7 separate regions of the Homo sapiens genome follow, and all the other regions are linked to region 6. A link is a loop called in an ENCODE intact Hi-C map of the cell type or tissue named here. Cell type or tissue: heart left ventricle. All regions are shown on one strand.

What was found. Hi-C counts contacts between places; a loop is a spot of excess contacts. Peaks named below come from ENCODE experiments on the same cell type or tissue, not always from the same donor. Only the 100,000 strongest peaks of a DNase experiment are listed, where the experiment ranks them.
Region 1: it touches region 6 in a loop (12-fold over the local background); 69 of 110 quality-filtered maps call a loop at or near these places.
Region 2: a loop joins it to region 6, with 4 times the contacts of the local background. A loop is called at or near these places in 17 of 110 quality-filtered maps.
Region 3: a loop joins it to region 6, with 5 times the contacts of the local background. A loop is called at or near these places in 19 of 110 quality-filtered maps.
Region 4: it touches region 6 in a loop (3-fold over the local background); 14 of 110 quality-filtered maps call a loop at or near these places.
Region 5: it touches region 6 in a loop (2.7-fold over the local background); 43 of 110 quality-filtered maps call a loop at or near these places.
Region 7: a loop joins it to region 6, with 5 times the contacts of the local background. A loop is called at or near these places in 23 of 110 quality-filtered maps.

The regions. Positions count from the first base shown.
Region 1 is chr10:44,384,899-44,388,898 of GRCh38, forward strand. CXCL12 (C-X-C motif chemokine ligand 12) reads right to left here and starts at 199. Exons shown (of 3, transcript NM_199168.4): 1 at 47-199. The coding sequence starts at 107. RefSeq lists a silencer at 1,728-1,937. In heart left ventricle, a CTCF peak has its summit at 1,860 (motif pointing left); DNase peaks (open chromatin) are centred at 323, 1,453 and 1,823; H3K4me3 peaks cover 1,977 bases; H3K27ac peaks cover 1,348 bases.
Region 2 is chr10:43,783,752-43,787,751 of GRCh38, forward strand. The region is part of intron 1 of LOC105378275 (a long non-coding RNA gene); the gene reads left to right. It also overlaps the pseudogene HNRNPA3P1. Among named protein-coding and RNA genes, the nearest start is that of LINC02658, 6.8 kb to the left of the region's middle. In heart left ventricle, a CTCF peak has its summit at 1,699; no DNase peak of the experiment used is centred here.
Region 3 is chr10:43,861,718-43,865,717 of GRCh38, forward strand. LINC00840 (long intergenic non-protein coding RNA 840) reads left to right here. Exons shown (of 5, transcript NR_038268.1): 2 at 162-210. Among named protein-coding and RNA genes, the nearest start is that of LINC00840, 4.3 kb to the left of the region's middle. RefSeq lists enhancers at 1,283-1,783, 1,784-2,284, 3,047-3,216 and a cis regulatory region at 3,132. In heart left ventricle, no CTCF peak of the experiment used is centred here; DNase peaks (open chromatin) are centred at 2,228 and 2,585; H3K27ac peaks cover 2,687 bases.
Region 4 is chr10:43,840,167-43,844,166 of GRCh38, forward strand. No RefSeq gene overlaps it. Among named protein-coding and RNA genes, the nearest start is that of LINC00619, 3.1 kb to the right of the region's middle. RefSeq lists an enhancer at 2,150-2,319 and a cis regulatory region at 2,235. In heart left ventricle, no CTCF peak of the experiment used is centred here; no DNase peak of the experiment used is centred here; H3K27ac peaks cover 671 bases.
Region 5 is chr10:44,042,741-44,046,740 of GRCh38, forward strand. No RefSeq gene overlaps it. Among named protein-coding and RNA genes, the nearest start is that of LINC02659, 130 kb to the left of the region's middle. In heart left ventricle, a CTCF peak has its summit at 1,888 (motif pointing left); a DNase peak (open chromatin) is centred at 844; H3K27ac peaks cover 1,466 bases.
Region 6 is chr10:43,688,637-43,692,636 of GRCh38, forward strand. It overlaps LOC124902417 (a long non-coding RNA gene), which reads left to right and starts at 1,544. Exons shown (of 2, transcript XR_007062133.1): 1 at 1,544-3,850. RefSeq lists a silencer at 1,529-1,628. In heart left ventricle, CTCF peaks have their summits at 1,611 (motif pointing right), 1,820 and 2,019; DNase peaks (open chromatin) are centred at 708, 1,145, 1,615 and 2,035; H3K4me3 peaks cover 1,702 bases; H3K27ac peaks cover 1,738 bases.
Region 7 is chr10:43,903,488-43,907,487 of GRCh38, forward strand. It overlaps LINC02659 (long intergenic non-protein coding RNA 2659), which reads right to left. Exons shown (of 3, transcript NR_184145.1): 2 at 1-734. Among named protein-coding and RNA genes, the nearest start is that of LINC00841, 3.8 kb to the right of the region's middle. In heart left ventricle, no CTCF peak of the experiment used is centred here; a DNase peak (open chromatin) is centred at 2,144; H3K27ac peaks cover 2,477 bases.

The sequences.
Region 1 (4,000 bases), 700 kb after region 6:
CCGAAGCCCAGAGCCTCGCCAGGGCCTCCCCGCCGAGCGCACTTACCGTCGCTGAGGCAGAGCGCGGTCAGCACGAGGACCAGCACGACCACGACCTTGGCGTTCATGGCGCGGGCGGGCGGGCGGGCGGGCGGACGAGCGCGGGTCGGGGGCCGGACGCCGAGCGGGCAATGCGGCTGACGGAGAGTGAAAGTGCGGCGGTGGGAGGCGCGCGCCGGGCGCTTTAGAGGGGAGAGCCAGGCGGGGCGGGGCGGGGCGCGCGGTGAGGGGCGGGCCCGGAGCCGAGTGCTGGCCGTGGCCGGGGTCTCTGACGCGCGACTCCCTCGGCGGCACCCCCCACCCATCCCCTTCGCCCCTCCTCCGCTCCCTCTGTGCTCCCGAGGCGCAGTGCGCTCCGGCCTTTGACCTTCTCAGGCTCCGCTGGGCCCCGCACCGCTGGCCCGGTCTGCAGTGAGGTCCGCAGCCTGAGCGACGCCGGCTGGAGGGCCGCTTATTGTCCCTGTGACAGGGCCCCACTGGAGAGACTGAGGACCTTAGGCGTAAAGTGGGGCGCGCGTGGAAAGCTGCGGGACGGGGCCTTTCGATGGCGGGAACTGAATGAGAACCAATGAAAAGCAAACAAGTTAGTCCCGGGCGGAGGGCCTGCTGGCGGTGGCGGCCCAAGGCAGCCGAGGGGGTCCTGCTTTCTGTGCGTGGGGGCTCAAGCTCGCCACCTGCCCGGCTTGCGGCGCAGCCGCCGGCAGAGCTCGATCTGCGGGAATGAGACCCGTCTTTGCAGTCAGCGTGGCTCGGACTCCAAGCCCACGGCGCCACCAGCCGAGCCTCAGTTTCCTCGCCTGTACAAACAAAGCAGAAGGCGCCGGCGGCTCTCAGTAAAAGCGAATGTAGCCTTTGTACTTCCGACCTCTCAATGGTGAAATGAGCTAATCACAGGCCCACCCCGCGGAGTGGGACGGGAGATTCAATGAGACCCGCCCCACGCCGCGAAATTCTCTGCATCGTGTCTGACAAGCAGACAGTACTCAATAAATGGTAGCTGTAAGTAAGTCCTTTAAACCTAAGTACTTACTGCCTTACCCAAGAAAAGCTCCGTGCGACCCAAAGAGCTGAGAACTCCCCCACCCCGACCTCCGACTCCTAGGACAGTACTACTGGCGTCTGCCTTCTGGGTCCAGAAAACTCTTCCCACGGAGCCGTCCCTCGGCGGTGCTTAGCCCTCCGGATACCCCCGAGACATCCCAGATGGCCCCAGTCCGGTGGCGAAGGGAGGGTGCAGGTCGGCACCCAGGAGACGTGGGGGTGAGGAGAGCGCCCCTTTGGGCCTCGCTTTGTGACCGCAGGCTGCCCCAGCCACCTCTCTGTGTCCTTCCCAGCACAGCGTCCAGCGAAGTGGGGTCAGTCGCCGCGTCCATCCAGGGGCCTGCCCTGGGGACACGTCCCTGTCCCTGGGGAGTCCTGGCCGTCGGGGAGTGGGCGGTCAGCGGCTGCATTAGGCGGGAGCGGTCAACAGGAGGCTGCGAGGGCTCCGGAACTCCGCTGGTGGGAGTAGGTGTCTTCTGTGCATTTTTTTTCCAAAACCACTTTGGCCGTTAGATGGCTGTGGGCCGGCACTCCATCCATCCATCCATCCATCCATCCACCCACCCACCCACCCACCCACCCACCCTGGGCACTGGGCTTGGAGCCGGGAACCCCACTGACTTGGCCCTGCTCTTAAAGAACTGAAGGCAGTGAGGTCCAGTGAAGAAGGCAGCCGTCGGGCGTCCCCAGGCCTTTGCTGGGCTGGGCCGGGGAGCCTGGCCGCTCACCGGCCGCAGCGCTGGGGCTCCGGCGCCCTCTGGTGGCGGCGCCTCCCTCCCCGCTCCCAGAGCTCTGGCCAGCTCCATTCCTGCGCAGCTGATGAAACCCGGGAGGGCGAAGGGGTCCGCGGGAAATCTACACCCGGGTGGAGGGGCGCCCTGGAGCTCGGAGATCCGACCCTGCGGGAGCCGCGCGCAGCCTCGCTTGCCCTTAAATCTGGCCAAAGCAAACGCCATCGCCTCTCGCTTCTTCTTCTTCTTTTTTTCTTTGCCACAAAATCAGGTGGGCAGCTGGACCTAGGATCTGTCCCAGAAGCCTGAAAGGCCCGCGTGGGCTGAGTCGAGGGCGAACCAGGGATTCAGGCCTGGCCGCTGCCCCTCCCGCAGGCGCCCTGAGGCCCCAGAACAGAAGCTACTGTGGCACCCATGGGGCCATCCCTTCCGCTAGTCGTTCGTTAAATACTTACTGAGCACCCACTATGTGCTAGACCTGGGCTACATGTTTGAAGTAGTTTAGAAAAGGCACTAAACGTTTAGAAGCACATGGCGCTAAGCATAAGTAATTACGCATAAAATACTTAGAAGGCCATTAAATGCTAGGGGAAGATGGAGCAGAGGAAAGTGGGGTGGGAGTTAGGATTTTAAATAGGGTGGCCAAGGATCCATATTTTAGGTACAAGCCTCACAATTTTACAATTGGCGATTGAAATTTAAAACCCTGGCCGGGCACGGTGGCTCATGCCTGTAATCCCAGCACTTTGGAAGGCCGAGGCGGGCGGATCACGAGGTCAGGAGTTCGAGACCATCCTGGCTAACACGGTGAAACCCCGTCTCTACTAAAAATACAAAAAAATTAGCCGGCCGTGGTGGCGGGCGCCTGTAGTCCCAGCTACTCGGGAGGCTGAGGCAGGAAAATGGCGTGAACCCGGGAGGCGGAGCTTGCAGTGAGCCGAGATGGCGCCACTGCACTCCAGCCTGGGTGACAAAGCGAGACTCCGTCTCAAAAATAAATAAATAAACAAATATGTAAATAAATAAATAAATATGTAAATATGTAAATAAAATAAAATAAAACCCTGTACACTCTGGGGGCCTCCGCACCGCCTGCACAGGCAGGCGGCCATCAGACCAGGCCATTTTGACATGTCTCCAGCTCACTCGGCCACAGGGGTACCTCTCAAATTCGGGTCAGCGAAGTTCCCCACCCCTTTCCCTGTGTCCTTTGCTTATGCTTATGCTCAAAAGGCTCCACCTTTCTTTCTCTGCCTGGGGACTCTTACTCCCCATAGAGCCCCACCTTCTCCTGAAGTCTTCAGACTCTGTGCCGCTCTACCAGGTAATGCAGGGCACAGCGGCTCCTCAGGGATGCCTTGTTAAGCACAGTTCAAGGTGGGAGGCAGGGGTCTGGCTGCTGAGTTAAAGGCAGGGCATCTCCTGAGCTGGCATGTGTGCTATGGTCTCTAGACCCCTAGGCAGCATCTGCCTACCCCCCTCTGCCTGGCCTGGGCCGTTCACTCCTCCAGGGCCCAACGGCTGGGCCTGCAAGAGGGTTCCCAGTAGGGATTGAAGGTTTACACTAAATCCATGTTGTACAGTGTGTAATTGACAAGGTGACTTCAGGTGGTACTCTGAAATCTATAAAATATAGATTTATGTATTTATTTTTTTAAAGTAATAAGAAAAAATATAACTAGCACAGTAAAGGCAGATATTTCAGATATTGCTCAGGTTTTTTTTTTAATATATGGTTCAAGTTTTAAAAAGTAAGTCAATTGAAGCTAACATAGCAAGTGCTAGTCTAGGTGGCTGGAGACATAGCAAAAATTTTGACAGCAATACAAATAGATCTGAAATTTGAAAACCTTTTCTACATGAAGAATATTTTTTGTATTACTTGACACCCTCCCACCGCAATCCCCCTCTTGAAATAAGTATTTGGCTCCAAAGTGCTGAAACATAAAATCACACAAGGGAGGCACGATGTCTTCCTCACTTGCCTGCCAGGTGAGGCTGGAGAACGCTGGTCCAGGAGCGCTCAGGTCATAGGAAGACTGTGGGGCCCTATGGGATCCCTGGATACCCTTGGCCCTGCCACCCCTCCAGGAGTGCTCCTCTCCCAGCTCCCGTGCAGTCCTGGAGGGACCCCTCCCAACCACCCACATCTGCCCTCACTCCTTTGGCACCTGGCCCTGGGGTTCAGG
Region 2 (4,000 bases), 95 kb after region 6:
CTGGAGGCCTTGCTCTTCCTGCAAATACCAGGTGAGCTCTGGCTTCAGGGCCTTTGTGTATGCTGGGCCTCCTCCTAGGATGCACTTTGGCCAAGTGTGCTCATGCTCTTCTATGTCCACTGTTGGCTTGGACAAGGATGAGTTCTCTTTGTCTTTTAACAAATGAGGACCTCGGTTTCTGAAATACTGGTAATGTAAAAAAAGAGTTCTGGCTTGAACTTGAGAAGTTGATTTTGTCTGACCTTATGAAATCTCTTGAGAATACACAAGAGTGATTCAATGAAGGGGAAGTGAACTGATCTTCCCTCTCTTAAGTGATCCACCAAGGAGAGGAAGGGAATCCAGAACTTTCAGGAGCAAAGTCATATGTTGGAAAGGTGTCCATCATATATTCATTCAATAGACACCTACTGAGCACTGAGCTTGTGAGTTAGGAGGTGGGGACCCCACCCTGAATCAGAGAGCAGTCCTTCTGTCAATGAGCTGATGGCTGGCCTAACTGAAGAGACAAATATTAAGTGACTATACAAATAATTATAAAATCCTAAGTATCATAAGTGCAGTGAAGGTGACATGGGCAGTTTTAGGTCTGTCTGGGAGGCCAGGAAGGGCTTCCCCAGAAAAGGGACATTCGTTGTAGAATATGAAGGATAAGTTGGAGAGATGCTGAGCAGCACTGCGAGATCCATGGCTTCCACCCTTCAGTGCACACTAGTAACATTCAGTGAAACAGAAAACACCAGGAGACAGGAAGGCCAGGTGTGGGTAGATGGGGAAAGGAATAAGTTCTGTTTGGGACTTTACTGTGAGGTTCATTTGAGCCAGAGAAGAGCCAATATTAAGTATACAATTGGATATTACTAGATATACCAAGGACAATATGCAGACAAAAGCTTGGAAATGTGAGGAGTGGTCTGGCTCAAGGTACATGTTTGCGAGTCACTACCATGCTGTGCGGTAACCAAAGGCCTGGGTGCACACTAGTTCTTCTGAGGACAGAGTGCAGATGGCACAGAGAAGGGGGCCTGGGGGCCGCCTTGAGGAGCTCTAACATTCCAACTGTACGTAAAGAAGGATGAGCTTGCCAAGAAAGCAGAGACATTTCCTGATCAGCAGGAGGAAAAGCAGGAGATTGTGCTTTGAATGAAGTCGAGGGAGGATCCTTTGGACTATTGGTGTGACATTTTTGTAAGTCTAAAATTATTTCAAAACAAACAGTAAAAATCAGTTTATTAGGGCTTATTAGGATGGAGGAGGGCCCAGCTTCTCCATGATGGATAACTGCTTCCCATCAATAGGGACCTTCCTTAGTAGGGGTCCTCATCTTCTTCCGTATCCTCTTCAAAAAGCCACTTTAACTCCTCAAATCTTCTTCCTCCTTATGCCCCTATACTTATCTTTTCATCTAAACCAGTGTCATTCCAGGATGTAAACTGTGAAAAAGGGATAGATCATTTACTTTTCAACCCTTTATATTTAAAGAAATGCTATTGGCTTTTAAATGTATGCTACATTTTAATATATCCCCACTTATTTATTAAACAAACATATACATACATTTAATTGAGGACACTGGAGAAATTACTGCCAATTTGTACCAGTCAGGATAGGCCAGGTTTGATGATAACAAACAAGCCCCAAGTCCTGGGGGCTAAAAGAACAAAGGTTTGCTTCTTGCTCAAGTGCTCCATCTACTGTGGGTTGTGGGAGAGCTTGGCTTGTATTTATCACTCTAAGACCGCTCCAACTTGACACTTATTTCCATGATTGCTGTGGTGGGGAAGGCAGGGCTCAGTCAGGCACTGCATTAGGTACTTCAGCCTGGGAGCTACACACATCGTTTCTGCCCACCCTTCATTAGCTGCAGGCAGGCACTGGTTGTGCCTGACTTCAAGGGAGTGTGGAAGTATCCTTCCTGTGTACGTGAAATAGAAGAAATCCAGAACCAGTCCATGCAATGTAAGGTTCTACCACAAGCAATAAAAGTCAGTAAAATCACAACATTGTGGCAGAAACAGCTAATTGCTTAGTCAATGTTCATTCTTCTCTACTTCCTAAGAGCACCCTTGTATGTCAATACCTACTGAAAAGTATCTAACTCTACAGATACCTTAATAGCTAAGCGGGGGACATATGACCCAATTTTGGGTGTTTGGATGGAATCAGAAGTCACTAGGGGTGGGGCTTAAAGCAAAAAAATCTTTTTGGTGATCTGACAATGCTCGCTTGTGCCTTTGGCCTCTGTCCTTCCTCTGCCGTCCATCTTCTTCCTCCCATCTTGGCCCCTGGAAATGCTGGGAGCACAGCAGCCATCCTGTGATCCCAGCACAGGAGCCTCACTCTGAGGACGGCGGGGCAGGACTACTCATGGGGCCTGGTCTTGGTGACGGTGTTGAGCCTCTAGATCAGCCGTGGGCTGCTTCCCCAACATCGCTGCAGACAAATAAGCCAGCACTGTTAGGTTCTCTGTTACTTGCAGACAAACCCAATCTAAATGATGCAAATAAAATATTTTTATTACCACATACCAGAAATAATGATGTATTCATACAGTATAATTCTGGGCATTTTAGAAATATTTACAAAATTGTCACATTAACATCACCTTTCAGGTAGTTAAATGGCATGTAACTTTCTATAATGAATTTAGAACAATTTTTCTACAGGAAAACAGAGGGAAAATAAAATATTATCTACATGTAAGACCCACTTTGGGGAATAAGTTGTATGCTTTGAACTTCTTGTAAAACTAATCAATCTAGCCTAATAATTTAAGACATTAAAGTTAGTTATTCAAACATTGATAGTGATAAATATAGCAGTAGTATCCATTCCTTCTCCAAGTAATCAAGACATTATGGTTTATTGATGTAAATTATTTTTTAAACATGCAGTTCATTTAGCAATACATGTATTGACAGCTGCACCTTCAAAAAAACTTACAAAACCAGAGAACACAACATTAACTTGTTACTAAACTAAAACAAACTTAGCTGAGATAGTGTTTTGGAAATCATGAGGGACATAGCCTGCTCTTTGAAATGAAAACAAAGGCATTTATTGGGGCATAAAACTAAATTCATTATTTGGCAAATTTCTTGCTCAAATACCATGTCCACATGCATTTCTGTCCCAGCAATTCTGTTTTGTCGTGAATTATATATAACTTATTTTAATGTGTTTGCTTTACTTAAAAAAAGGAATGAATTATAGTAATCTTTTCATCATGCTTGCCTCACCAGAGAGGAGCTCTTAGCAGAGCTGTTCCAGGTATAAGAGCCCCACAGCAATCCTTCCGCCTTTCTGAAATGCCCGTGCAGGATGTTGAGGGCCTGTGGCCAGCGTTTTCTTTTCTTTTCTTCTTCTTTTTTAAAATCTCCCCCATTCATTTAAACTTTATTTATATGAATAAAAGAACTTGAGACAATTTAGCTCAATTTTAATGTTTCCCAAGCATTATTTTGACCAGGTACCCAGGTTTAAGTTATGAACATTGACAGTGTCCATTATATAACCACACTTGAAGTTATTAAGGACTTAACCATTTTCTAATATTAGCCTATTTTCTACACTGCTTTTCACATATATGCCCATTAAAAATGGAATGTCTGTTACATTTATTGGCTTGTGAGTGTTTCTGGAAAACTGCAGTAAGTGTGAAGGCCAATTTCCATGCTGGCATTGCATGCATCCAAATATTAATGCACGGAGGCACAGAATTAGAGCAACAAGAGAGCATATTCAAACACTAGCATGCGCCATTCCCCTTTTTATTGCTTGTTTGCTTAGTACTTCTTAAAACAGAAGGAAAGACTTGAATTCAACGTTCAACTACCAAAGAAGGAGTAACAGCAGGACACATACTCAGGACTTGAATGAAATTGTAAGCACTAGCTGAAGCAAAACAGTAGACATGGGTATATATCCATATATATATATATATATATGTATATATGTATATACCTATATATATACACACACATATATATACCTGTATATA
Region 3 (4,000 bases), 170 kb after region 6:
CCAGGCCTCATGACTATGAAATCTATCCAGGTAACAAAACTGCACTTGTACACCCTAAATCTATAAAAATAAAAAAAGGAAAAAGCTATAGAATGGAATAGTATACTGCAGTCATAATAAATGAATCTCAGCTAAATATAAAAATCATTGTCCTTTTGCAGGTGCTTTGCTGGATTCAGGATGCAGACAAGGTCCACGCATTGTGGTTGGGTGAGGTGTCTTTTAGGTCTCTTTTAATCTGTAATACTTCTCCCTCTCTTTTAAAAATGCATTTATTTGTTGAAAAAACTTGGTCATGGGTCATTTTTCTGTACAGTGGATTATGTTCTGGATTTAGCTAAATGCCCTCTTGTTGAAGATTTATCTTCCATGCTTCCTGCAGGTGGTTATATCCAATGCTTGATTAAACTCACATTTTTTTTTTTTGGCAAAGCCACTTTATATGAATGCTGTGCATTTCCTGTTGTACCTTCATCACATCAGGAAGCAACAATGTCTGGCCTTCTTGCTTTCAATGTTGTTAAAATTGGTGAGTTCAGGTGTCATGGACCTAGGAGTCACCAATCCTCTACATCTTTATTGACAATTTTCTCCAGAATTCAGAGTCAGTGGTGAGCATAATGGTTGGGAGTGATGGGTTGGAGTCAGACACTCTTCAGTTTGAGTAATAGTTCTGAAAGTCACTTGTTATGCCTGAGCTAGGTTGCTCAACCCCTCAGACCTTTCAGGGCTGACTCAGCTTTAGGAGTGGATACTCCATTTTGTGTGTGGGACTGTTGTTTGAGTGGGGTGAGTTGTGTGAGCTGGACTTTGGCCCAGTCTTGGCAGAGTGGTAGTTGTGATTTAGTGGCATTCGTTTCAAGCAGATGGAATTTGTTTAGATGACCCTAAAGGTCTTTCCAAATCTGACGTACTAGGATGAATTATCAGATGGCTCCTATAGTTGGGTTACCACATATTAACGGTAAATCTGGGGGTAGGAGAGCTCACCATTCAGTTGTAATAGTTCAATAGAGATGACAATTCTGCCAGATTTGGATCCTGTGGGCAGAGCTGAGAGGTCTGTAAATTCACATTCACTCTTCAAATCCTGGTTTATAGCAGCCAGTCAAGTGTGTCACTAAGATGAAGATAAATTATAATGACTACAATTTGGTAATTCATTTACTTTACTGAAATCAGTGCTCAGTCATGTTACAGGCGCGACTCCATCTGGTTCCCATCAATGACAGAGGGAGCATCATGTTTGGACAGAGGGGCTGCATCTGTGTCTATGCAGGGAAAGCTGCATGGATTATCCAGCAAATCATGGTGTAGACCACCAGCTTGGCCAGTCCAGGTCCAAGCCAGCCGGGTGACTCTGTCTTGCTATTTATTCACTTCTGCATTCGACAAGTACTGTGGACACCTGCTGTGTGCCAGGCACTGCTCGAGGTGCTAGGGGGAGATCAGGAAGCAAGAAAAAGTTTCCCTGCCCTCCTGGAGTTGATGCGTATTCCAACTGAGAAGTGGGGGTGTAGCCAACAAACAATGAACATAATCCCCAAATCATAGAGCAAGACATGGGTGATACAAATCATGGCAAAGAAAGCATTGTGCAGACTGAGGGGTTTCTTATTTCCTGAGAAGGACGTGGATTGCAATTTAAGGTGGGATGGGGGTTGGTCCGATATGTGAGCCTGGCTAACAAGATCGGGCAGGAAGTAATGTCTCCTTCAGACCCCGCCTGCCCAGTAGACCACCCGCTTGGCACTGATCTGGGCCTTCGTGTAACCGCCGAGCACAGGAGGGCCATTGCTGCTTGGCATCACTGCCCTGGATGCCGGGATCACAGTGCTGCCCATCCCTCTGCTGCCTCCTCTCTGTGTCCTGTCAGTGGTCCTGAGCTCCATTCCCTCAAGGGTCATCTTCAGGCCATGATTTGCATGTTGGCTCTCTTTGGGGCCCATGGTGCTTCATTTATTCCCAAAGGTGCCTTCTCCTCCCTATTCTGATCGAGACTAAAAGGCCTCCTGATCCCATTGCTTTGCCAGGACAATATTGCTTCCCAGGGAAGACTCTGCTGGCACATTTTAGGCATTTCTGGAAGAACACCATATCACCATCATCACCATCATCATCAGATCTTCCCCAAGTCCCATCTGGGAGGGTCTCATGGGAGCCACATGTGGACTTGGTTAGGGAGCTCTCCTGAGCCTGGACTGATGGCTGGCCCAGCCCAGGCTTTTGTTTGCCACAGGAAGAGAGCTTTGTGCAAACCCTTGTTTAACCTGGCCTTCCCTCTTTAGAAAGAGAATGTTCACCAGATGAATCATGCCTAACATGCTCACTGGAGCCAGAGGACTTTGGCTCCCAGGCTGTTTACTGCAGCTGAGACTTTGTCCCGTAAGTGTTCTTAGGAAATGACAATGGACAGAAAATTGTCATTGTTTTTGCTGAAAAAAAAAAAAAGTTTGAATAGTTTCCTTGGCCCAGGCTGGTTGGTGGCAACCCCGGCCCCAGCATGCTCCTCAGCCGCCTGCTCTCCAGTGTGCCCTTGCCTGTCCACACTGCTCTGCAACCAGGTGCCCTGCTGTGCCCTTGCTCAGGGGCTGGCTGTGCACAACATGACACGTGGTATGTGTTGATGTCCGATGGGCTCACATGGGCAGGGCTGTGCTGTGGCTGTGCTGGAGGCCCTCACCTGGTCTCTCTGCTGACTTCCTCCCACCACTGCCTGCCTTGGGTGGGAGGACACCCGGCCTTCCTGGTCATAGGCAGGGTGGACTTAGAGAGGCAGAGCGTGCTGCAGGCAGGGTCTGTGTTTGGGTTTTGGCAGCCTGGATGAAATCCCGGCTCTGCCACCTGCCAGCTGTGTGTGAGTGGCCAGGTCCCTTGACCCATCCTGAGTTACAGTGCCCACTTGGCTCTGTTTCTGGACCTCAGATATGGCTCTTTCGGTCTCTCTCCTCTTTGTAACATTAGAGTCAATCTCTAAGACATCATGGAGTTGCCATTGAGCTTGCCTTCCCGCCTGCACAAGCAGGTCCTGAGGCAGCTTCCTGCAGCCTCGCACACCCTGCCGCATCTTCAGGGCTTGGAGGCCTCTGTGTCTGACTCTGGCTCAAATGTAATTGCAGCTCTAGAGGAAGCGACCCACACCACAGGGAAGTGAGGAGGGTGGGGGTTGTGTCCAGATGTGCCCACAGCAGGGGCCAGGAGAGCCACCATGGCAGCAGCGACAGAGCCAGGGAAAAATGCCATCCTATGATACGCAGTCTTTAACCCAAATGATGTTTCTGCAGAAACTTTTTGCATTTGCTACTTTGACAGATGGACAATGTTTCAGTTCTTAATTAGCATGTTGGGTAATTACTGCTATTAATCTTGTCCTTTTTTCCATGTTCATTGGCCACTTTGACTTTTCTATACCCATCTTCCTTATTGAAAAACAAGATAGGAAACTTTTAGTTATTAGCTAAATTATGAAGACCTAATAATGCATGGCATTATATCCTTGAAATTTGCTAATAGATTTCAAGTATTCTTATAAAAATGTGATGGATATGGTGATTAGCTTGTTCCTGGTAATCTCACAATGCATATATCAAAACATGACCTTGTACACCTTAAATACTCAATTTTTATTTGTTAGTTATACTTCAATAAAGCTCGGAAAACACACACACGCATATTCACACACATAAAGAGTAGCAGCCAAAACAGATAACTGAAGAATTCCCTTGGCAGCCTGCGCTGAGCCCCGGGGCTGTTCGTGCTCCCAGCCCTCTTTCTATCCTCACATGGTGTGGTCCTGAGCTGCTTCTCCTCTGCCCTCCTCCTCTGTCTCCATCCCTTTCCATTTGGCTCCTACTCCTACACACGAGTGGAAACTGTGCACTCCAAACCCAGGGGACTGCAGGAACCTTGTCCTGCATCTCCCCCTAAACCCATGGTGGGAACAGTCTCTCTGCCCTTCTCTGCAGGGGCTCCATTCCTCATCCATCCTTTTCTCCGTCTC
Region 4 (4,000 bases), 150 kb after region 6:
GGCAACACACCAATTTAGTGTCCAGCAGTGAGCTCTCAGCCCATCCAGCCCCAACCTGATTGAGCTGCACAGGGGTGAAGGTATTTCTCTCTGATTCCCCACTGAAGCGCCCAGAGCATGAAAATCCCTTAATGTTGTACAGATTATTACATCACCCTGGTATTAAGCCCAGAACCCAATAGTTGTCTTTTCTGCACCTCTCCCTCCTCCCACCCTCCACCCTCAAGTAGACCCCAGTGTCTGTAGTTTCTTTCTTTGAAACACACCCCTGTCTAACAAACCCAATTCCATGATAACAGCATTAATTCATTCATGAAGGCAGAGCCCTAATGGCCTAATCACCTCTTAAAGCTCTCACCTCTTAAAACGGTTATAATGGCAATGAAATTTCAAAATGAGTTTTTGAGAGGACAAAGATTCAAACCATAGTACCAGGCAAACATAAATGTTGTAATTTCATGTACTTATAAGTATTATTAACAAAACCTGAACAAGACAAGAGATATTTTTGATAATGAGGACATCTATAAGGAGGCGTTCTCTTCCATTTAGCAATTTCTGCTTGATACTTAATGGTGGATAATTTGGCACATAGAGGATTATGACAGACACATGTTTATTATAGATTATGTGTTTCATTGTTATAATATGGAATTTTAATGCCTTTTAACACTTTAAAGCCAATTAGCTTTGTGATATTGTCATGGAAGCCCCTGCTTTCTTCCCATTTCTGTCCACGTGGGTCTCTGCACTGTCCCTATCTGTTCACCTTCCTGGTTACTTTGCTGGGAAACTCTCATTTATGCAGCACATAGTAATTTTTACTCCAGTTGCATTTATCTTATTTACATATATTTTTATGGCAGAGGTACTTGCTCTTACTCTCATCCTCTTATGCTCCATTTTATATTTCTTCCAGTGGTTATTTGTATTTTCCACATTTTGCTAAATGGTCTATAGTTTCTTTGCGTTTTCTTTTTTGTCCTAGTAATATGGTAGGCACACAGTCTCTCTCTCTCTCTCTCTCTCTCTCTCTCTCTCTCTCTCTCTCTCTCTCTTTTGAGCCAGAGGCTCACTCTGTTGCCCAGGCTGGAGCACTGTGGCACAATCTCAGCTCACTGCCACCTCTGCCTCCAAAGCTCAAGTAACTCTCCTGCCTCAGCCTCTCGAGTAGCTGGGATTACAGGAGTGCGCCACCACGCCTGGCTAATTTTTGTATTTTTAGTAGAGATGGTTTCACCACGTTGGCTAGGCTGGTCTTGAACTCCTGACCTCAAGAGATCCACGTGCCTCAGCCTCCCAAAGTGCTGGGAATTACAGGCGTGAACCACCGTGCCTGGCCACACAGTCTCTTTTTAGTTCTATGTGGGGCAATGTTACGACAATTATGAAATCCCTTTTGGTGGCTCTGGTGTGTGAGAGAGGGGCTGCAGAGCCTCCTGTTCAGAGCACACTGTCTGGAGGCTGTGCACTTCACAGGCTGGTCAGAGAGGTGGACAACAGGCTGCTCAGAGAGGTGGACAACAGGCTGCTCAATGACCTGTAACAGGACTGTTCACAGGTCAGACAGTGACCCCAAGGCTGGAAACATACCACTTTAGTGTCCAGCAGTGAGCTCCCAGCCCATCCAGCCTCAGCCTGATTGAGCTGCACAGGGGTGAAGGTGTTTCTCTCTAATCCCCCACTGAAGCGTCCAGAACATGCGAATCTCTTAATGGAGGCTGCTGTGGCTAAGCCCCCCGGTGAGGGATGCTTTGGACTAAGAAGACAGCTGTACCCATGGGTGCCACCTGAAACCTTTGCACCACCACTGCTGGTGAGCTCTCAATGCCAGACCTTGGACTCCAGGTAGTGAGGACTGTTCCACGTGTTTTTCAGTGTCCCAGTGTGCCTCCACCCTGCCTAATGTGAGACTGTAACAGCTTTGCATGTGCAGCGCAGGCAGGGAGGATCCTGGGAAACAGGCACTGCCTTGCCACTGCTGTCTTCAGTGCAAACCAGGATATTCCCAGGAGCACAGACTGTATGTGACTATGCCCCTTTCACTGAGCACACTGGCCCGTGGCAGGAGGACTTGCTGCCAAATAATGGCTTGGAGTCCAGGGGACCGTGATCTAGGCCACAGTGGGAGGTGAAGAGGGTGTGAGCTGAGGCGCCAGGTAGGAGGGAGATGGTGCACTCGGGGGCTCCCTGGGGGGTCAGGGGATGGGCAATGGGGCTGGAGGAGTAGGAGGGGCTGGATCTGACCTGAGAAACGCACTTTTGAGAACCCAGATTGGAGAGACAGCATCTGTGATGAGGGGACCATTGTAATACAAGAGGAAAAATGTTGGAATGAATGAAGGCTGTGGAAATGGGCATGTTTTAGAAATCCAAAAGCAAGGAACATGGAAGGATCAGGAAATGGATTGATGGCCAGGCTGGGGGCGGAAATGCCAGGGAACGTGGGAGCTGGTGGTGCCGTTTGCTGCAGAAGGAAGCACGGGGGTTGGGCAGGGCATCGAGAGGGAGGAGTCTGGAGCTAGAGCAGCCTCATGCGAAGGATCAGGACAGGGCAGGTGGGAGCCACAGACCTTGCCACCACTGGGTTCTGGGGCTGCCCCGTGAGTGGTTCCCTGCATATGGTGTGAGAACCGGGGAGGGCAAGAGCCCCAGAGCTGCCAGGGCCCGTCCTCATGGAAAGTGGCTGTGCCAGTGGCTGCCAAGGCCAGAACTTCTTCCAGGAGACACTGCTGAGGAAGACGAACAGAAAGAATGAATTAGTGTAAGAAAAAAAGGAAGAGCAGCAGGAATGAATGGAGGAAAGAAGGAAGGAGGAAGGGGAAGGGACTTGGACTGCTTCTTATGGGCTGGGGGAGCTGTTCGTGTTATATGTCCCACACGTTATCTTATTTACTCCTTGGGGTAATCTGACATTTTTGCCTTCATTTTAAAGATGAGGAAACAGAAGCCTCATGGGGGTAAGCAATGGCTGGGCCAGAATCAAACCCTGGCAATGGGACTTGTGTCTCTTAGCTCCACTGCCTCTAAATGGAGATATGAATGAAACGTTGGGGGATAGGATGGACAGCATGCTCACTTACTGACTGCACGTATAATAACAAGGTGATTGTGTTCTGAGTGGTCCTTCCTGGATTGATCTGTGCTGTCAGAAGTCAGGACAGGGGCTAGCCCTGGAAGATGTGGGGGCCAGACACACAGAAGCCTTCTGTGGCATGAGTCACATGTGTCTCAAGCTGGATGCTGGGGGCTGGGCCTGTGGTAGGGGAAGCTTCTATAATGTAAATCTGGAGTCCTACAGTCACAGCATCTTTGGGTAATTGAGACAAGGGCTGATGCAATCAGTAGAATATTAGAATGTGTCACTGAGTTAATGGACACAGTGTGCCTGGAATGCACATCACCCTAAACCCGGGGATAGATCCACTGCCGTGGGGGTGGAATCTGTTAGAACTCTCCAAGCTCCATGGGGCTCGAACTTCAGTGCCAAAGCGGGATGGGTTTGTGGCTTCAGCTCTCTGGGACACAGCTGCCAGCCTCTCCTTGTCCAGCTGGCTTCTTGAAGGTTGGGATCGGAGGCTCATCCATGCACAAGAGCTTCTGGACACAGATTCTTTGGCTCCAGTCTTTGGTTCAAACAAAAGGCATTTTCGTAAGCCTCTGTCTTCTTGCCCTGCTTTGAGCAAGTTCAGTTCAAATTCTGAGTTGCTTTTGGCTCTGGCCAAATTCTGCTGTTCTTGGAGGTTTGCTTTGTTTCTTTTTGATGCTCTACAAGTCAAAAATTGCAACATACACCAAGGAGAAAACATGTGGCGAAGACAATGAAAAACAGATCCGGGCCTGCCAAAGAAAGAGGTGGAAAGACAGAACCTGTCAGTTCCATACATCGTGCAGTTCTGGGTGCTCCACTCCAGAGCAAATGTGCTGGCCTGTGGATGGAATTCTTCCTGAGTGAGCCCTGCTTTTTAGATCTGGGTTCAATAAAGATAATTCTCTTCAT
Region 5 (4,000 bases), 350 kb after region 6:
GGCTTGGTAACCCCTCTAATAATGTGGGTGCAGGGGCAAGAATTACAGACCTATTAAGCAAACCTGGTCCCCAATATTCCTTCCTTTCTCCTGTCAGACCCCTAAAGATACAGGGAAAACTGAAATATTGAGCATCAGTTTAGGGGTGCAGAGAAGTTTCAGTGGCAGCTTTGGGGATTTGGAGGACCCGATTTGGAGGTCCCCACCCTGTCCCTCTTTGGTCCTAGCAGGGCTCAGCCCCACATGGACACTTCTGGCTGCATTGCTCCTGTGCCCCCACTTCCAAATGCACAGGTAGGAATCGCCCCTGTTCACTGTGCTGATGCCACCTCCTGGCAGTTTCTTCTCTGATTCTGTCTCCTGTGCCTGGCATGGCTTGGATCCAAATCTGCATCCCAACCTCCCCAATGCACCAGGTAAGTCTTCAAAGATACGAATAAAGGAAATATGTAGGAAACAAAAGACACGTCAATGAAGAGGTGGACCCACATTTTGGGGTCTTCACTGTAGCCAAGGAAAGGATGTTGTGGTCTGTGTTAGGTGAGCCATCTACTCCTATGACTCCAATGTGCCTGACTCCCAGGAAGAGCTCAGCCCAGGGACCCCTTGATTTAGCCTTGTCCATCCCTATTCCCATCCTCAGGGATTTCACTGTTGACATGTTCTCTCCATGACTCAGAGCAGTTGTTCACCTTGTTGGTCAGGTGAGGACACTGGGTCAAACGGGGGACCCGGGTGCCAGTGATGCATCTGGTGAGAGACAGGCACAGGCAGGGACCCAGGCCAGGGCTCCTGCCTCTCGGGCTCTGGCCCTCCCAGTCCATCCCGCCTCTCGGGCTCTGGTCCTCCCAGTCCATCCCAGGGCTTCTCCCTGCAGCATCCTCTGCCCGGGCCCAGGATCTGCTTTGCAGAGGGGAGCAAAGCGCTCTAGGGCTGATGTGGCAAATCTTCTGACAAAAACGTGGCTTTTAGTTTGGCCCTCCTGCTCGGATATTGTTTGAGCCCTGATTCTGGGTGAAAGGCAGAGGGGAGCCCGCGTCTGTCTTGCTGGCTGTCCGAGGCTGGGCACACCCTCCGCAGGGCATGGGCGGTGGGCTCCCATCATTCTGCTCTCACCCAGGGAGCTGGGCACATTTGTGGGCCCATTGTGTGCTGGGCCAGCTGCCAGGCACCTGCTCCACACAGGGCTGTGCCACATCCCCGCTTTCCTGGAATTCAGGGAGTAAGAATGGAGCCGACTCCTTGTTCATTCCGCAATTATTTCTAGCTTCATTTTTCAGGCACCCCCTATGACATTGTTTTCCCAGGAACTCTGAAGCAATGAAACCATGAAACATTCAAACACTATGCATGGACGGTTTATCAAGAAAACAATCACAGAAAAAAGATCCCGCAAATTTTCCCAGTGAGAATTTCAGTGTGGGGAGGAGGAGATGGGAATGGCCAAGGGGAGGGTCAGGTTTCTCCTGAAATGCTGACCAGCTGGACAGGCCTGGGGAAGTGTCCATAAGTGCACGCACAGGCACACAGGGACACTGGGCATGCTCTCCTGTCCTGGTAGGACTCTTCCAACAACTAGAAACACTCATATTTCCTTTTAGATAATTTATGAAGTACTTTTAAACACACCCACTCCCTCAGGGGGAAGATTGTTCAAGCAACAACTTAACTTTTGTTGATGGATTATTGGCTATTAGGGGATATTAGTTCAGCATGTTTTGATTTGTGAGTTTGATTGAGGGGAGCAAAGGAGGCCCAGCTTGTTTAGTAGACAAAGTCTTGGGCTGAGAGGGGCCTGGGCTATGATCCTTCTCCTGGGCGCTCCCTGGGCACCGGCAGGCAGGTCCTCCCTGCCTCATTTCTCCCCCTGGTGTTTGTTCCTGTCATCCTCTCACTCAAAGCTTAAACCAAGGGGGACAGCAGGGCCCTGGGTCTTAGATGCTAGTTGCCTATCCCCTGGGGATGGCTCACAGAGGAGCCAGGGACTACGTGGGGTCAGGCCGTTGCACCAGAACTTGCTGCCCTGGTGTTTAAATGCTGTGACTCTCAGCACTCCAGGGCTAGACAGGCCGCTTGAGGTCCAGAGGGGGCTGGGGTTGGACAGGCTTTCCTCCACTCGCTCGGCCATCTATCTGTCTGTGATCAGCAACGCTGCCCTTGGTCAGCTGCTCAGCGAGGGCAACAGAGTAAGGGTATGCGAGGGAGTTTTTGCCACTTCAGCTAGCAGAAATTTAAGGACTCCCTCAAAGAAGGAAAGGAAAAAGAGGGCATGCTGGGGAATGTAGTTAGAAGGCTGTTGGTCTGCCCCACTGACCATCATTTCTATCTGGGCCCCAAGTGGCTGGGTGGGTGACGGAGGGGCCCAAGACCACAGAAACACACATTTCCTCTGCGAATCTCCTCAATCCTGCAGCTTCAGAGACTAAAAGGCGGAGCTTTTCCTTCGTGGGGAATCCAGATGGCCTGAGTGTTGTTCCCAGGCCCTGGGGCTATACACAGCTCCAGCTGCCGCGTTTCCTCATTTGGGATAATGAAAACAAGGGCTTGGACTGTCTCTGAGCTTTCTAATTGGGCCACCAGCTGATCCACATGGCCTTTTTTCTTTTAACCAACTTGACCTTCTAACATGAGCAGGGAAATGCCTATTTGCTTAAGCTTGTATTTTCCATAGTTATATAGCAAGATCCCATTTTTGTAAGCATAGTTTAGCTTACAGTGTAATGAAGCCCCATTGAGCCATCCAAAAAAAGTGAGTTGGGCTTCCTTCCAGTGTGAGGACCAGGATGCTGGGAGGGATGGAGGTCCTGGGGTGGCAGTGGCTCCTCTTGGGATGTGCACGAGGCTCTGATTCCATCCTGCACAAAAACAATGGCAGATTCACACCACATGGGTGGATCAGGAGGACATCATGCTCAGTGAAATAAGCCAGTCACTGAAGGACAAGTGCTGCATGATTCCACTTCTGTGAGGTTCTTAGGGAAGTCAAATTCATAGAAACAAAAGAATGGTGTTTCCAGGGGCTGCGGGAGGAGGAATCAGGAGCTGTTGTCTAATGGGGATAATTTCAGTTTTGCAAGATGAAAGGAGTTCTGGAGATGGATGGTGGGGATGGTTGCACAACAATGTGAATGTATTTAACGCCACAGAACTGTAAACTGTAAAAGGGTTAAATTAAGATGGTCCATTTTATTTTACGCATTTTTCACTACAATTAAAATGGTCTTGGGGGAATTGAGGCCAGCCAGCCCGTTTCTCCGAGGGGTGTGGAAAATGTCCCTAGGCTTCTGCATCAGCAGTTCTGTAGCCTCTGAGAAACCCACTGCTCTCCACTTCATCCCTGTGGCAGTGCTGATCCTGTACATTCTCATCTGCTAGGAATCCTAATTTATGATTCTGGCATACAATACAGGGCAAGCCTCACTGTGACCCATGTCTGGGGATGGGAACTGGAGCTTGGTTAGTTTGGTACATGCTTTGGTTTTGATAAGAGCTGGATCATGATCCAGTTGTATCTGTGAGGCCTTCCTTTATTCACTTGTTTGTTCTTTCCTTCATCATTCACAAGCTTTTACAGGGAACAGGTTTGGGGCTAGCACTGCACTAGGAAAACGCAGTGAAATCCTTGGTCCCAGACTGTAACGAATGTTGAGTGTGAAATGTACTCACTCCATACAAGGCTGCAGACATTCTGACTTTGAGCTTTTAATTTGTTTCATGGAAGATAAATAGCACTTTGTTTATAGATGAGTCTGAAGAGTAGAGAGCATGTGCCTGTGTATGCCGATGAAACTCCTTGCTACTTCATCTTTGCCATAGGGTCCCTGTGTGCCTCTCCTCGTCACTAGGGTGCCCATGCGGGAGAGCAGGCAGGAATGCTTCCAGGTACACACTGAGGGAGGGGCATGCTGGAAGCTGATAACACATGTTTAGCATAAAACCTTACTAACTCACTGTGAACAATGACTCAGTTCAGCCTGCAGGAGCCAGAAAGGCCCCCGGC
Region 6 (4,000 bases):
TGAAGCTGGGCTCTCCTGGGCTACAGGGGCTGCGAGGGAGGCTTGAGGGGCTGGGGAGCGAGGGGCAGGCTGAGACCCTCCTGTGGGAAAGCATTGCAAGCTGGGAATGTTTAGCGGTGGCCAGTACCTCAGAGTGCAGCAGGGCGAGGCGGAAAAGAGACTGACCATGTCTGAGTGGTTTTGGTGGAGTGCTGGGTAAAGGTGAATGTGTCAGGGTGTGAAGGAGAAATAGGAGCTGTGCGGAAACGGGTGCTGGGAAAGGGGGAGGTTGCTGGGGAAAGAGGTGTGGGGTCCTGAGGGGGCCTTTGAAAGGTAACGTGGAGAATTCCTACTGGATTTGGCCTTCACTGGAATACCCTAGAGGAGGGGGAAGTTGGAGGTGAGGGCGTGGCCGGTGGCTGAGTAGATGGCCTGGGGGGGCCTGGCCCAGAGAGCTCTTGGGAAGGTCTTAGGGCAGGACCAGGGGCCGCGGGGGCAGCAGATGGCACACGGGGGCGGGGTGTCGGAGGCGGCCTGTGCAGATCCCCTGACCCCCTGCCTTCTCAGGGCTACAGAAACAAGGCCGTCATACTTAGAGGTGCTGGGCGGCTGAGGAGTGGAGCGGGTGGGAGGTGCGGGGCTGCAGGGGGATTAGCTCCCAGCAGCCGTGGGTCCCCCTGAGGATGCCGGGGTCATAATGCACAAAGCCACCCTCTCCAAACACCTCCAGCTGCCCAGGCGAGGCGGCGCGCAGGCGGAGAGCAGGAGGGACGCGAGGGTGAGGGGCTGAGCCGGGGGCCAGGGCGTCTTCAAGGCAGCGCTTTAAGGAAAGGGCCATGGAGTTCCAGCTGGGGCAGGACAGGAGGAGCCGGGGACGGAGGTGAGATTAGTGGCCTGAAGCTCCCAGTGAGGCCAGGACTATGGGAGAGAGGGTACGGAGGGCATCAGGGTGCGGGGGGTGGTTAGGGGGTGAGGGCGTGCGACACAGCGTCAGAAAGCGGACGGAAGCTGGGGGTGAGCAGGACTCGGGTGCCGTGAGTGTCTTGGTGACCACTGTGAGCCGGCGAGGTCCACTGGGCCAGACCCTGGCCCGAGGTGGCCCCGGAGCTGTGAGCGGGAGGAAGAGGGAAGGGCGGAGTCTGGAGCCCTCACGCCTTCCGCCTTGTGCGCGGTGCAGGCTGCCGAGAGCCCGGCCGGGCAAGCCTTTCCGCCGTGGTCAGTGACTCGTTTGCACAAGGACTTTTTAGGGAAGAGAGAAGCCAGGCCTTCGCTGTGGGCCTAGCCCCTCAAACCGCAAGCTCTCCCCCTTGGGGTCCTCGTCGTGAACGCCCTTCTCGTCTCCCGCCGGGCTCACTCTTTCGCATTTTGCTGCGAAAGTTTACTGGAAATAGGTCCATTCACTGGTCGATTCAGAGGGACACTAGAAACGCGATGCCCATATCTAACACATCCTGGCCTTTTGAAGAGGGATAAAAAATAATACCCACTAGAGCCCCGTGCCTCCGGAGAGTGGGGCTTCGCATTTGCGCGTCCGAGGCCCGGCAGGGAGAGCTTCTGGGTCCTGGGGGCGCGCACATCCGGCGCGCGCTGTGTCGGGGAGCGGCGCTCTGGGCTGGGCCGGCAGAGGGCGCTGCGGGGCGGCCGTGGAACAAGCAGGGGAGAGCGTCAGGGGACCCAGCACAGCCTGCCTGCTGCGCCCTGCTGCCGGCCGCGCCCTCCTCCGTGCTGCGTTCTCCTGCTCGACGCTGCGTCCTCATCCAACACTGGCACCGCGCGCTCCTTCCAGGGTCGGAGGCCCACAGACCCCTCACGTTCGCTTCTGTCAGGAGTAGCGGCAGAATTTCGATAATTTATGTCTTTGATGGAGACTGGGAAGGTAGCCTGGCCGCTGCGCAGGAGAGCTGCGCGGGGTCCAGGAGGGGAGCGCGGAGTGGGAGCAGTCGACTCGGGCTGCGCAGTGCGTGTCGGCTGTCACGGGACACCGGTGAGGACCCTGCACCCAGAGTCGGGGGTCCAGGCTGTTGCTGGAACAGGAGGCAGCTCGGTGTCCACGGTTCCGCAGGGGGCCGCTGTCTGCTTGGATCTTTCATCAGGTCCCAGGCAGAGGGTGCGCTCTCTACTCAGCTTCACTCCTTGGGACAGAAGTGTGGCTGCTGATCCTGGAGTAGGGAAGGAGAAGGAAGCATTTGCATGATTAAAATATTTTTTTTTATCTTGGTAAAATACACATAACATGAAATGTACCATGTTAACCATTTTTAAGTACTATTTTAATGTACTATTCAGTGACATTAAGTTCATCGAACATTGGTGTGCAATCGTCACCACCATCCATTTACAGAAGTCTTTTCATCTTGAAAGTCTGAAACTTTGTATCTATTGAACAACAATTCCACATTTCCCCCTTCCCCCAGGCCCTGGCAACCACCATTCTACTTTGTCTCTAGGAATTGGACTACTCTAGGTATCTCATATAAGTCTAATGAAACAGCATCTGTCCTTTGTGACTGGCTTATTTCAGGTAGCATAATGACCTCAAGGTTCATCCATGTAGTAGCAAGTGTCAGAATGACCCTCCTTTTTAAGGCTGAATAATATTCCATTGCATGTCTATACCACAATTTGCTTATCTGTTCATCCATCGATGGACACTGGGTTTGGTTCTACCTCTTAGCTGTTGTGAACAATGCTACCATGAACACGGGCGTACAAATATCTGTTTGAAATCCTGCTTTCAGTTCTTTTGTATATATGCCTAGAAATGGAGTTGAGTTGCTGGATCAGATGGTAATCCTGTGTTGAATATTTTGAGGAACGCCATACTGTTTTCCATAGTGACAGTTGCATGATTTTTAAAAAGTGGCTTACTTTCAACACATTTTTTAAGGTAATATTTTGGACCAAATGGTTAATAAGACTGTGGTGACGAGGTGCAAGACTCTGGGAAGATGGCCAAAAGGCACTGTTCTTTTTCATTCTTGTTTTCTGTCCCCAGCCCATGCCCCTGCTGGCAGCCCTGGGCTTGCCATCCATCTGGAAGCTAGGAAGGGCTGAGTCACCCAGCATTCTGGGGCTGGGTGCACCCTTTCTATAGTGTCTTAGGAGGATGCAGAAGTAATGGCTACAGAGCAGCTGCTGAAGGAGGAGGAGGGCTCACGAACTGCTAGAATTTTAAAGGGCTGCAGCCCCTGAAGTCCTGGGCCCTGTTTTACAGATAAGGGAACAAAGACTGCTGCAAGGAGAAGCATGTGGAAGAAGACAGCTCTGAGGATGCAGAGCCCCAAAGGACGTGCTTGCCATTCCTGGAGAGGAATGGCATCAGGGACCCAGGCCACATGCAGTGCGGCCAGGGACAGAGCACCACCTGTGCGTGTGGACATTTCACATTTTTCCTCCATGGAAAAATGTAGGAAACCCTACAGCTTGGGTTTCCTCTGTTACTGAGGCTTCCTCTGTTACTGAGGCTAACTGGGACATTTGTCTATTTAGCATTTATCTACTATGTGTTGAAAGAGAGGCGGGTGGGGGAGAAGATTAGGAAGCCTTTAAACAAAGCTCCAAGTAGAGCTGTCTCGACATGATTCAAAACTGCATCCTTAGATGCTTGGTGGTATAAAGGTCTTGCCAATTCCCATTACAACACATATTGCAACATGCCTTTCTTCTCGTAAATGTCTTCTGAAGGTCACTCCAGCCCCTGCCAGTCCCTCTCCCCTTGACTTTCTGCCAGTGCCCAACTGTGAACCCGTAGAGCCATCTGCTCTCCCCTCCTGCTTACCTGCAACTGATGGCTGGCCAAGAAGATAGGAGAGTTATGCGATTGGTCAAGGACTGGTGTGAGGTCTCCTGCTGTGCTGCACATGGGGCTCGGGTGGGTATGCTCTCCTTCCTCAGGGAACGGCCATTCCACTGTTACCATGCTCCTCCATTCCCTCTCCCCACTGCCCCATCTCAGCCCCTGCTGGCATGCACATCTTTCCCTAGGTTAGAAGAAGATTCCTTCAGCTTCCTGGCCCCAAGC
Region 7 (4,000 bases), 210 kb after region 6:
GCTGGAAATAGATGTGGCAGAAGCAGCAGGATCCAGGCCAGGGTCGCTTTCGAAGGTGAAATCTATTCTGCTAGTCTGGGCAATGGTAGCAGTTTCCAGTACCTGCAGGTGGACTACGAGGCAGTGACATTCTCGTTCCACCTGATCTGTTTAGCACCTTGCTGGATGTGTAGGGCAGAGTCTCACCTCCTGAGAAGGGGTCTGGGCAGGACTGCACAGGGCATCATGCCTTCCACCTGGACCTCTGGGCAGGGCTACAGGCCCTGCGGGTGGACTGGATGCAATTCGGAACATGGAGACAGACATGTTGCATTCCGACTAGGGAGACCTGGCAGAGCTTAGGGGACCCTGACAGTGCAGAGACTGTGAGGGAATCTAGGCTCGTCTTGGGCTGCATGGCCCCCCTGAGCAGCAGCAGGGACTGCTCTCTGGATGGCAGGGCTAAGCCTGCAGATTCTGGGGCTGCTGAGTGCCTACAGCCTAGGGTTGCGGAGAAAGTAGCACCTGACACCGGTTCAGAGGAGACAACCTGCCACTCTCTGAGTTACAGGCTGCATTTCACTTCACTTGAGGGTCCGATTCCGGATGGAATATAGGGCCATTAGAGGCGAGGACTGAGGGTCGGTAAGGCTGGAAGATTTGTTGGAAGGTCAGTGATGTGGCTGTTGACGTGCATGAAAATGAAGATGATGAACCAGGTACCTGACATCCGGCAGTTTATAGACAGCAGATCCCTAAAAGGGTGGGGCAGGAGGCAAGGTAGCTGTCCCTCGATACCTACAAGCTGTGAACAGAGTCCCCAGGACCCGTCCCTCTCTTGGGAACCACAAGCTGATGACTCTTTGGCTCCCACTGGTTTTGCTTGGCTTGCACAGGGTTAAAAGCTGAATTTAAATGTCCTGGGTGGGGCCTGTGTTTTCCAGGCCCACCAGTCCCATCCGATACCCAGACACCTTTACTCAGGTGCGCCACCTGCCTGGGTTGTGGGTGTCTGGGAACTGTCGCGGGAGTGCCGCCAGCCCGGTTTTGTTGTCCCATGCAGAGGCGGTGGTCCAGCCTCAGACTCTTAGCTGCAGGACTGACAGTGAAGTGAGAGCATGCCTTGCCCTTCCCTGCCTCCCCTCTGCAAGCTGTTTCCCCAGGACAGGACCCAGAAATGCCCCCCCAGCAGCCCCACCACCATCCTGCTCAATCTGGAAAGGGAGAGCAGAGAGGAAAAGAGGAGAGAGTTTGTGGAGAAACAGGGTGAGACAACGATTGGAAGTGGGCAGGGAAGACCAAGGGAAAGATATGGCCTTCTCCTGGGAGTCCAGAAGTGATTGTTATGTCTGGGAGCTCCCAGACATGTATTTTCCAGGTCCTGGGATTTTAGTTACAAAGTTCTGCATGAGCTGTGAGTGAGGTGGGCTGGTAGCACAGGGCTAGGAGTGATGGTTCACACACGATTCTTCAAGGGGCTGGTAGAGGGGCACCTCCGAGAGGGGGAGCTTCAGGGCCAGGGAAATACGAAGACCCGAGCAGAGCTGAATGAGTTAGAACAGGGGGAGGTTGTTCTTCTTCACTGCCCAGCCTGCCCCCATCCCAGCTGCCGGCACACGAGCTACTGAGACCCAGGCGTGTGGCCAATCCACAGGAGGTGGGCTGTGAGTGTGAAGTGCATGGCAGACACACACGAGCTCAAAGACCTGGCCTGAAGAGAAGAAAGCAACCGATCCCATTAATAAGTTATGTGAAGGTTACATGCTGAACTGATAATATTTTGGATGTATTAAGTTAAATAAATTATATTACATGATTTTACTAGTTTCTCTTTACTGTTTTTTTTTTTTTTTTTTTTTTTTTTAGTGTGGCTCCTAGAACATTTGAAACTATGTATGTGCTTTGTATCACACTCTATTGGACAATACTAATCTAGGCTCTTCTTAAAGCTCCAGGAGCAAAATATACAAACACAGAAGAAAACACACACGTGCACGTGGACACACACACACACACACACACACACACACACACACTCTAGAGGGTTTCAGGCAGCTCCAGCAGCTGGAAGACAAGACTGCTCGAGATAAGTCTGTTGAAACTGTGATAAATTAAAAAATAACGCAGACCACCCCCGGCCCTTGGGGAGCTCCTGCTAGTGCTCAGTCCCCATTGTGCCAGCGCCTGACTCCTCTTTTCCTGCCCTCGCCTCCAGCCCAGTTCAGGCTGCTTCCCACTTTCTGAACGCCACCACAGACTCAGGGTGTCAGATGTGCTGGGAGAAAACAAGCGCTTACATTTCAGAAATAAGAAATCTTTTTCTCAGGCTTTGGGGTTAATGGTATGAGAGTTTCTGCATTCCAGCTGCTGTGCTGGGTCTCTGGCAGGCCAGCTGTTCTCTGCTCCAATGGAAAACATAACTAAGTAGTCATTTCAGTGTGTAAAAAGTTCAGCAGAATTGTTGGAGCTATCACCATAAATCAGAAATGACTTTCTTTAGGGACTCGATTGCCACTTGATTTAGCATTTCCTGGCACCTTGCCTATCATAGAATGAAGCCATGATTGCTTCCTATACAGAATGTTATCTGTAAAACATCTCACCAGAAGCCCACAGAACGCTGACCAGCCTGCAAGTTTTGATAATCTATGGCTGGCCTTCGTATTGAGAATAAATTTGACAATGGGACCCATTGTTAAATTAGATAATATATTTCATGGAACAGCTTCCAAATGAAAATGGGGTTCATACAGTTTTTTACATATCATTTGTTCCAGAAAAAGGAAAAATGGACTCTGTTCAAGGGAGAAAATTCAGTGAAATATTCATACTGTGAAATCTGAGAAATTATCCTAAGCAAACTACATGCTGACATGCTTTGTTACTGTATGAATGGGGAAATGTGAATCGGCTGAGGGAAGGGTAGGGTGACAGCCGCATGATGGAAATGTCGAGAGTTCCCTTAGCTTAGTTCCTTACATGTAAAGAAGGAACAATGTAGTTGGGAAGGATCACGGGGAAGGTCTAGAAGACTCTCTCCAATGCCCTGTAGCTTTTCCTGGCATGTGCGCTGTCCAGAAGAGAGGCCCAGAGGGGAAGAGGGAGGCTGTAAGATTTGTAGGTAGAGATTCTGCCTTTCACAAAGCCAGGGAGGCACTAACCCCAGCTGACACTTGTCATGGGCTGTGAGCCATGAACAGGCCAAGAACAGGGGTGAACCTCGCTGGCGCTCAGCAGAGAACAAGGGCACTTCCAGGAAACTCCCAGTGGCTTCCAAACTGAGAAAAGAACCAAGGGCAGAGACGCTCCACTCAGGCCATCTCAGAACGGCTTGCTTCCTGGCTCCCGGGGCTGCTGAATCAGCATAGAGAACTGAGAACTCGGTCTTCTTCCCTGCCCCTTCCCTTGGGTCGGAATAACTCAGACCGGGATCCCCACTAATGGTTCTGGACAAACATTGCATTCCCTCTGTAATGTCGAGCACACAGATGAAAATCACCAGGAGAATGAGAAGATAGCACAGTTCAAAAGGAGGAAGCACTCTGAGGAATCAGGGGAAATATTTTCCTATAAAATATAGTTTCTGAAAGAGATGGGAAAATTTTGAGAACACTTCTGATCTGTGTTTCCAATAAACTTCAAATGAGCATTTCTTCTATGAAATTCGAGTAGAGAACCATAAAGAAAAAAAACAAACAGGGTAGGGAAGGCTGTGAGATGATTTAAAAAATGTTCATTTCAGAAATGGAAACGGGGAAGGGGAGAGCAAAATGGACCTTTCAGTAAAAAAGGTTTTATAAGAGAGAAGTCAAATTTGACATCACAGAAGTCAGAGGAAGAGGATAAGAGAAGGTTAATTAGAGAAAATATAGGAAAAGCATGGGCTGAGATATATTTAATTTATAAATATTAGGCATTCCAGAGAAAGAACCTCCAAAAGTGGAGCTATCATTAAAGAACTATTTGGTGGAAATTTTCCCAAGTTAAAGAAAGACTCTTCAGAAATCTAGATAAAATAATG